2 separate regions of the Homo sapiens genome follow, and region 2 is linked to region 1. A link is an interaction called in ENCODE POLR2A ChIA-PET data of the cell type or tissue named here. Cell type or tissue: A673. All regions are shown on one strand. Each heading gives the region's core, and the rest is flanking DNA. Links, peaks and the distances in the headings are about the cores only.

Region 1 (4,500 bases), core at 200-4,199:
TTATAATAACATGTAAATACCTATGCAACCATGACCAAAGACAGAAACTAGAACACTGACGATGACTTACATTTATCTGTGTGATTATCTGTGTCCCTAGCCTTCCCACATCTGTGATAACTGCTGTCCCAAATCTTGTATTCATATGCAGGGTGTTTAGTTATAGTTTATATTTTTAAAAATTACATTAAAGGAGTATCATATTAACTTGTATATTTACCTCCTTCTCTTCTTATTTAAAGAAAGATAGCAAAATATTTTTCCTATGTACTTTCTTGCATGTCTTGCATTTTGGTTTCTGCTTTGAAATGGTATTCATAATTGTCAGTGGAAGTTTTAAAAGTGTTTTTTAAGACCATCAGTTTCAGGAAAAGGCAGAGGGGTTCAGAAAAGAGTGCTGGGGTGAACTGCCTTTGTCTCTAACACCTATATAATTTCAGCTCAGTTGTTTGTGTTTAGACAATAAGAGCATGAATTATACAGCAATGATTAAAGGCTGTTCAGGATGCCATAGCTAAAAGCCCCCAAAAGATACTGGAGTAGCTCTTTCTCTTCCATTCCTCATTCCAGAATACAAATAATCAGGGTGGGGGGAGGGGTGAATAATATGTGCCAGTAAACACAATACTATGATTTTCTTGAACTTAAGCAGTTTCCACAGGATATGTCAAAGGAAGTTTATTCTAAAGGATGTCACTAAAAAAGAGCTTTAAAGGCAGGGTTGAGCTATACAAGAGGTTTAATTAAAAGGGAAAAATTCTTTCAAGAGAGTTCTTTCAACTGACATCATCGTAATAAATAGAACAATTAAGTTCTATTCAGAAGGAGTTAAGCTAAAATTAAGATGATGGGAAAGAGGGAGCAGTAACGATGTGGCTATTGAAAAGGGACTGGTGGCTGAACAACCTTGCATGGAAATGCTCTGCAGCTAAGAGCCAGTGCAATCTCACTGAGTCCAGCCCTTGTAGGTGCGGATACACTGAGCTTCTGCCTGGAAGATGGTCTCATCGGGCTGGTTGGCGTGCTGCATGGCGATGGCATGGGGGAACTCGTTCAGCATTCTCTGTTGGAAGGCTTCCAGCCTCTCGTAGTCATGCCCTCGACACACAAACTCCTTATTCTGGAGATGAAAGCAAAAAAGAAATTAGGGCTATATAACTGAGTGGATTACAGACAGAGCCAAAAAACATGACACTGGCAGTAACTGACCACATGCCCCATACCAAGACACTATAACAAAAATTACGCTGGAACAATCTGAAAAGTTTGCCCAATTGTTAAAAATGCAGATAAAGATCATGAGTTCACTCTCTACTGCATTTAATAAGGCCCAATAGAATGCCTCACTCTTCCCGGTTCACTTGCATGAGGTGCAAAGAGGTGGATTCTCAGAGCACCAAAGTATGAAAACAAAACAATTGTATCCCTCTAAATGTTAATAAGCACATGTGTAAAGATTATTTTTATAAAGTACATATCAAATTCATGTGGGTAATTTCACAATTTGGAGGAAAAGTAAATTTGTTGTCTGCTTTTTGTGTGTGTGTGTGTGTGTGTGTGTGTGTGTGTGTGTGTGTGTGTATTCTGCCGTTCATGATGCTCTCCTTCAGTTAAGAATGGTGAAGGTTATTTCTGAGGTAGGTTAAGACAGCTGGAAAGATGGGAAGGTTTCCAAAAAGTACCTGAATGATCTGATTAGATATGACGGATCTCTGACATTTTAATGATAATGAAGTTGTAATTGAGCACAGTCATTGATGAAGCACACTGCATGTCTTATTTAACTCATATAAGCTTGAGAGGTAGTCAGTGCCCCCTACAACACCCCATTTTATAATTGGGGAACCAGGGCTTAAAGTCTTTTTTTTTTTTTTTTAAGATGGAGTCTCACTCTGTTGCCCTGGCTGGCATGCAGTGGTATGATCTCAGCTTACTGCAACCTCCGTCTCCCACTTCAAGCAATTCTTCTGCTTCAGCCTCCCAAGTAGCTAGAATGACAGGTGTGCACTACCATGCCCAGCTAATTTTTATATTTTTAGTAGAGATGGGGTTTCACTGTGTTGGCCAGGCTGGCCTTGAACTCCTGGCCTCAGGTGATCTGCCTGTCTCGGCCTCCCATAGTGCTGGGATTACAGGTGTGAGCCACCACGCCTGGCCATGGCTTAATGTCTTGAAATACTTTGTCCACGTGTACTAGATTGAAATTCTGGTCTGAGTCCAAACCCTGGGCTCTTTCTACTCTGAACATGGCCTAGTGTATGCAGGAAAAACACCTAGGAGCTACCAAGACCAGGAAAACTTGTGGGATCTCAGGCCCTGGAGATCTTCAAGTTAAGGGGAGATCAGTTTGGGGCCTAGAGGAGCTGAGGTCCAAGGTTTTCTCTGTTTTTCCGCTCTATGAGGTTCTTATGTAAAACGCCGTAAAGAGGGACTCCAGGCCACAGAGAGGGAGTGAGAAACAAGTCATGGGCAGAGGCTCAGTTCTTCCGCAGGGAAAGGGCAGCTGCAGGCAGGTAGAGGAAATACAGCAGGAACTGGGCTGGATAACCTACCTCGGTTCCCCACAAACCCCTAAATATATCATGATCTTTTGAAAAACACAAGGTTAGGGCAGGCTCTACCTATAATTGTGGACCCCATACAATTCTAGATTTAAAACTTTATAGATAAAAGTTACAATTTCTGATGCTGTATTTTAAAAATTCTACTCAAAAGATAATTAATTTGCTTGGTAAAATAAAACACAATACATCCCTCTCTGCCTATTACAGGAGCCCCCAAATAAATATTTGAATATCCTAGTAAATGAAATATATTTTAAAACAAACAATGCTTATATATGACAGTTTGTAAAAATCGGGGCATTTGCTCTAAGAATACAGGCATTCAATGGTATTAAGAAGCCATTTTAAAATAAAATGAAATTTTGGGTCTGATATTTGGGTCTCTAAGAAATAAAGCATCTTCCTTATCAGTACTCTTTTTTTTTCTAAAAAAACACATAGATTTATTGAGATATAATTCACATACAATAAAATCCACCTTTTAAAAATGTGCAATTCAGTGGTTTTTAGTATATTTATAGAGTTGTGCAAACATTAACAAAATTTAATTTCAGAATCTTTTCATCATGTCAAAAAGAAACCCTATACTCATTAGCAGTTACTTCCTATTTTTCTCTTCCTCCAGCCAGTCACAATACTACTTTTTGTTTCTATGGATTTGCCTATTATGGAATTATACAATGTGCTGGCCTTTTGTGACTAGCTTTTACTTAACATAGTATTTTTAAAGTTCATCCATTTTGTAGCACATATAAGTATTTCCTTTCTTTTTATTGCTGAGTATCATTGCATAGATATGCTGTGTTTTGTTTACCCATTCATCAGTTAATAGATATTTGGGCAGTTTCTACATTTTGGCTATTATGAATAATGCTGCTATGACGATTCAGATACAAGTATTTGTGTAAATATATATTTTCAATTTTCTTAAGCATGTATATAGAAGTAGAACTTCTGCGTTAATATTCTTTAAATAACCCATTTTGTTTTGTTTTCTTTTTTTTTTTTTTTTTTTTTTTTGGAGACAGGGTCTCACTGTCACCCAGGCTGGAGTGCAGTGGCTCAATCACAGCTTACTGAAGCTTTGACTCCTGAGCTCAAGCAATCCTCCTGCCTCAGCCTCCTAAGAAACTGGAACCACAGGCGCACGCCACCGAACCTGGCAATTTTTTTTAACTTTTAGTAGAGATGGGGTCTCACTATGTTGCCCAGGCTGGTCTTGAACTCCTGGGCTCAAGTGATCCTCTGGCCTTGGCCTCCCAAAGTGCTGCAATTACAGGCATGAGCTACCGTGCCCAGCTAAATAACCCGTTTTTCATGAGGGGAAAAATCCCTACTTAGATCATAAAAGTGGATAAATGTATTTGAGTGCTAAAAATTATCTTGGAAATTGATCAAACAACAAAAGACTTCTGGCCTCAAGCAATTCTCTTGCCTTGGCCTCCCAAAGTGCTGGGATTACAGGTGTGAGCCACTGTGCCTGGCCAAAAGGATGTTTTTAATGTTGATATTTGTTTGCTTTTAAATCCAAGACCAGACTAGAATCTGATTCCTTAAAAAAAAGGTCAGGCTCCAGGATTCTGAAGAGTGTAGTGCCCTTTAGAAACCAACAGAGGGGGACCCTTCTCTTTCATTGTGAAGCAAATGCCATTTATACCCAGGAAAGCTATTTTTAAAAGAAGAATGATATAGAAGATTGATTTATTCTAATTGACTTTTTAACAAAATTTATTCTATTTGCTAATGCAGTTTTCCAATTTGCTAAACTCTCTTTAAAATTATGACTCTTAAACTACTTCTAATTTTTTAAAACTTTATACTTTTAATTATAATCTTTCAGACATGACTCTGCCAACAATGTCATGTCTGTTTGTGCCAACAGAGGGAGACGACCTACTGTGGCAGGGTCGTGTCTAGACCCTGCTGCGCAATCCCC
Region 2 (4,500 bases), core at 355-4,354, 670 kb after region 1:
TGGTTAAAACGTGTGGATCATAGAATCAACTGTAACCTCCCAATGGGTTCTCCTTGCCTGCCGCCCAGACAGAGCCAATTTATCAAGACAGGGGAATTGGAATAGAGAAAGAGTTGAATTCATGCAGAGCCAGCTGTACAGGAGACTGGAGTTTTATTATTACTCAAATCAGTCTCCCCAAAAACTCAGGGATCAGGGTTTTTAAGGACAATTTGGTGAGTAGTGGGTTGGAAAGTGGGGTGTGCTGATTGGTGGGGTCACAGATGAAATCATAGGAAGGTGAAGCTGTCCTCTTGTGCTGAATCAGTTCCTGGGTGGGGCCAGAAGACCAGATGAGCCAGTTTATCCATCTGCGTGGTGCCAGCTGATCCACTGAGTACAGGGTCTGCAAAATACCTCAAGCACTGCTTTTAGGTTTTACAACAGTGTTGTTATCTCCAGGAGCAATTTGGGGAGGTTCAGAATCTTGTAGCCTGCAGCTGCATACTCCTAAACCACAGTTTCTAATCTTGTGGCTAATTTGTTAATCCTGCAAGGGCAATCTAGTCCCCAGGCAGAAAGGGGTTTTGTTTTAGGAAAGGGCTGTTATCATCCTCTGTTTCAAAGTTAAACTATAAACTAAGTTCCTCCCAAAGTTAGTTCTGCCTATACCCAGGAATTAACAAGGACAGCTTGGAGGTTAGAAGCAAGATGGAGTCAGGTCAGATCTTTCACTGTCATAATTTTCTCAGTTATAATTTTTGTAAAGGCAGTTTCACAACTAAATATAATTTCTTTTTTTTGAGACAGAGTCTCGCTAGGCCGCCCAGGCTGGAGTGCAGTGGCGTGATCTTGGCTCACTGCAACATTCACTTCCCAGCTCAAGCTATCCTCCCACTTCAGCCTCCTGAGTAGCGGGGACCACAGGCGTGAGCCACCACGCCCAGCTAATTTTTGTATTTTTTTTTTAGAGACAGGGTTTCGCCGTGTTGCCCAGGCTGGTCTCGAACTCCTGAGCTCAAAGTGATTAGCCTGCTTTGGCGTCCCAAAGTGCTAGGATTACAGGTGTGAGCTACTGTGCCTGACTGTCTTATTTTTTAATTGATGAGCATGTCTTGCTCTCTGTTCGAGGTATTTTAATTAGTAAAAGTATTGAAGAGTCATAGTCTATTCTCATTTTCATTGAGGTCCCCGTGGGGCTGCTGTGTATAGTTCTTTATTTTGTGCACTGAACATAGGTACCAAGCTGAGAGCATGAAAAGAGTTTGAAATGAAGCCTATATACTAAATGATGCTTCTCACTGCAGGACTGACTCATTCCCACCAAAAGAAGGGCATTTAGGAGCCTTCTTAAAATTTGTATGAATTGGAAAGATTTTTCTGTGGGCTAGCAATGGCCCTGGATCCCACAGCAGGAATGATGATAATGGTGCCACAACAGCCAGGGTTATATACTGTACCTAATATGATAACACATTTTTAATATGTCTACTATATACTTTAAAAACTGTAGAAGTTTATTAAACTCTAAATTAAATTTAAGATTAACTTAGCAATTAAGTAATTACATCATTGTAAAATTTGTTAATGAAAATTTTTATCAATTCCATGTTATTACATAAAGACAAATTATAATATGGGATAAAATTAAATAACTTTAACTTTCAACTACACAATATTTTTGCATATAACTTCAGGGGTTTCAAAGACCATCTAAATCCCATTTTGTGGGATGTTTGGACCTCAGATTATACTAATATCACACTCATACTATTGTACAGAATGATTCAAAAAGAATTGAACACATACAAATATTAATATAAACATGATCACAACCTAACACTTTCCATAGACATTGAAAAGGTCACTCACAGTTTGGCTCATACATGATTCTGAATTACCTGGTTACTGACAAATACATTTTGGAAGTGTTCAGTTATTTTTTTGATCACCCTATATCATTTAAAAACTTCTTCTGAGAGGTTTCAAATGCCAACTTGGCACTCCTAGCCTTGGATGCTATTGTGCTATGACTAAATATTATCCTCATGATGCAAGATGCCTTTTATAGGTTGGATTAATGGTGAACAGAGTAATATTTTATTGGACGGCAATAATTTTACTTTAGATTTCAATAAGTGATGGCGGTATTACCTCTCCACTGCAACACTCCTTCAAAATCAGATCAACACAAAACCACCCGCGGACAGAACCAGAGCATCTCTGAAAGCTTCAGAGTTGTCATAGTGACCATCAAATTGTGAGGCACTCCAGGGCTTATTCTCACAGACAGTGAAGATTCCCAGGACAATGAGTCATTATTAAAGCAGAGAGAACCTCTAAATGGTTCCCTTATTAGATCATTAAGTGTTTGACTGCAAAACATGGATCTGACAACGTGGGTATCATCATTAGCCAGGGGCTGTCTTCAATTTCACAGACTATGTCATGAAACTGTCATGTTAAACATTTATTTTTCTAGCTGAATGTCATCTTTAAGGGATATTATTTCACTGGAGAATTTGCTGAGAGGAGACTGACTTGGATTTTATCAGTCCAAAACTGAGCCAGAGGAATCTGCTACAGGTGTGTGTGTGTGTGTGTGTGTGTGTGTGTGTGTGCGTGCTTGTAAAAAATGCCACATACTCTGACTGCAACCCCATACATGAGCTCCAACAGCCAGTATAAATTCAAGTTGATCTTAACAGAAATATATTTATCTGGTCAGGTTTTAGTTGGCTCTTACTAAAATGAACATTCAACATTCATACTTCAATATATCATTAATTTTGAAATATTTTATATGCCTATTAATCTATCAATATTTTTCTTTTTTCTCTCTTTTTTTTTTTTGTTTTTGTTTTTTGAACAGAGTCTTGCTCTGTTGCCCAGGCTGGAGTGCAATGGCATGATCTCAGCTCACTGCAACCTCTGCCTCCTGGGTTCAAGTGATTCTCTTGCCTCAGCCTCCCAAGTAGCTGGGATTACAGGCGTGCGCCACCATGTCTGGCTAATTTTTGTATTTTTAGTAGGGATGGGATTTCACCATGTTGGCCAGGCTGGTCTCAAACTCCTGACCTCAGGTATCTGCCCACTTTGGCCTCCCAAAGTGCTAGGATTACAGGCGTGAGCCACCGTGCCAGTCCGAATATTTTTCTTCTTAAAGGAAAAGAATTTCAAATAATGTTGACTGATTAAAGCAGATACTTTTCCTTAAAATTTTCTTTTTAAAAATGAAAATATTTGTTCAAGGAACACGTTTTAACTATGAATGAAAGCTGACTGCAACAAATGCAAAATGAGATCACCAAGACACATGCCAAGTATTTTGCTTCATTGAACACCCAGAGCAGCAGTGATGAAAATGAATGTAGGGGGATTAGGGATATTCACTATCAATGATTAAATGGGTGGCAGTTTTTCTTGGCCTATACAATGATGATCCATAAATATTTACTGACGTTTTATTAATTCAACAAATATTTGTTGAGTGCCTGTCTGTGCCAATCATGGGGCTCGGTGGTTGAGATACAAAGATGAATAAAGCAGAACCTCTGTGTGCTATGTTCTGTCCCAGCTAATCAGGTCTTCATAAAAGGGGCTAATAGCATGAAGGAGGAGGAGGGATCAGTTCTAGCTAGAGGGTGGCCATGAAATCAGGCAATGCAAATATTATTATTTCATTGTGTATTATAGTATACAACCAACAAACCATTTATTATATATGTGCCTATGTTTCTAGACTTGCTGGCCACCTATAAAAGGGTCAGGAAAGATTTTAAAGGAAAAGATACTTGATTAAGGTCTTATATATCAAAAAATGTTCACCAAGTTTGGGGAAAGGGCCTGGAAGGACATTCCTGATTGAAGGAAATGTCCAGGGAGCTGCAAGCAATCTTGCTTAGAGTATAGGAGATTAAGCTGAATAGGTGCATAAATCAGGCTAAAGAGAACAGTTTTTTTTGTTTGTTTGTTTTTTTGAGACAGGGTCTCTCTCAACCTCTAGGGCCCACCAAACAATCCTCTCACCACAGCCTCCCAAGTAGTTGGGACAACAGGTGTGTGACCCAGCTAATACCCAGCTAATTTTTTAATGTTTTTGTAGAAATGGAGTATCACTATGTTGCCCAGGCTGAAACAGTGTGAATCTTATTCCGCAGGCAATCAGGAGCCAGTGAGGAGTTATAAGCCAAGCAGTAACCTGATGATTCAATCAAAAAATATGTATGGAGTGTCTCCTACTTTTCAGGCCAGTGCTAGGTGCTGGGTTACAAAGATGAATTAGATACAAGGAACTCAAAGCCTAGTAAAGAAAAATATAAACAAGTTAGTGCAGTGAAAGTCATAGATTTTCTATAATAATGATGATGATGATAGCTTATTGGATGTATATCAATACCATGTGCCAGGCATGTGCTAAGTGCCAGCATGTATTATCTTAATTATCCCATCCACCCCAAGAAGTACTACTGATTAGTGCTATTTTATAGAAGAGGAAACTGAGGAACAGAGATTTGGTAA

The links. ChIA-PET counts read pairs that join two places held together with the same protein. Peaks named below come from ENCODE experiments on the same cell type or tissue, not always from the same donor. Only the 100,000 strongest peaks of a DNase experiment are listed, where the experiment ranks them.
Region 2: POLR2A ChIA-PET joins it to region 1 with 16 read pairs; 3 of 35 experiments call an interaction of 5 or more read pairs at or near these places.

The regions. Positions count from the first base shown.
Region 1 is chr7:111,759,203-111,763,702 of GRCh38, forward strand. DOCK4 (dedicator of cytokinesis 4) reads right to left here. Exons shown (of 53, transcript NM_001363540.2): 40 at 979-1,120. All of the region lies in intron 1 of LOC124901726 (a long non-coding RNA gene), which reads left to right. Among named protein-coding and RNA genes, the nearest start is that of DOCK4-AS1, 47 kb to the right of the region's middle. In A673, for the core only: a CTCF peak has its summit at 4,189; a DNase peak (open chromatin) is centred at 4,189.
Region 2 is chr7:112,433,057-112,437,556 of GRCh38, forward strand. The region is part of intron 2 of LOC105375457 (a long non-coding RNA gene); the gene reads right to left. It also overlaps a transcript of IFRD1 not described here. Among named protein-coding and RNA genes, the nearest start is that of IFRD1, 15 kb to the right of the region's middle. In A673, for the core only: no CTCF peak of the experiment used is centred there; no DNase peak of the experiment used is centred there.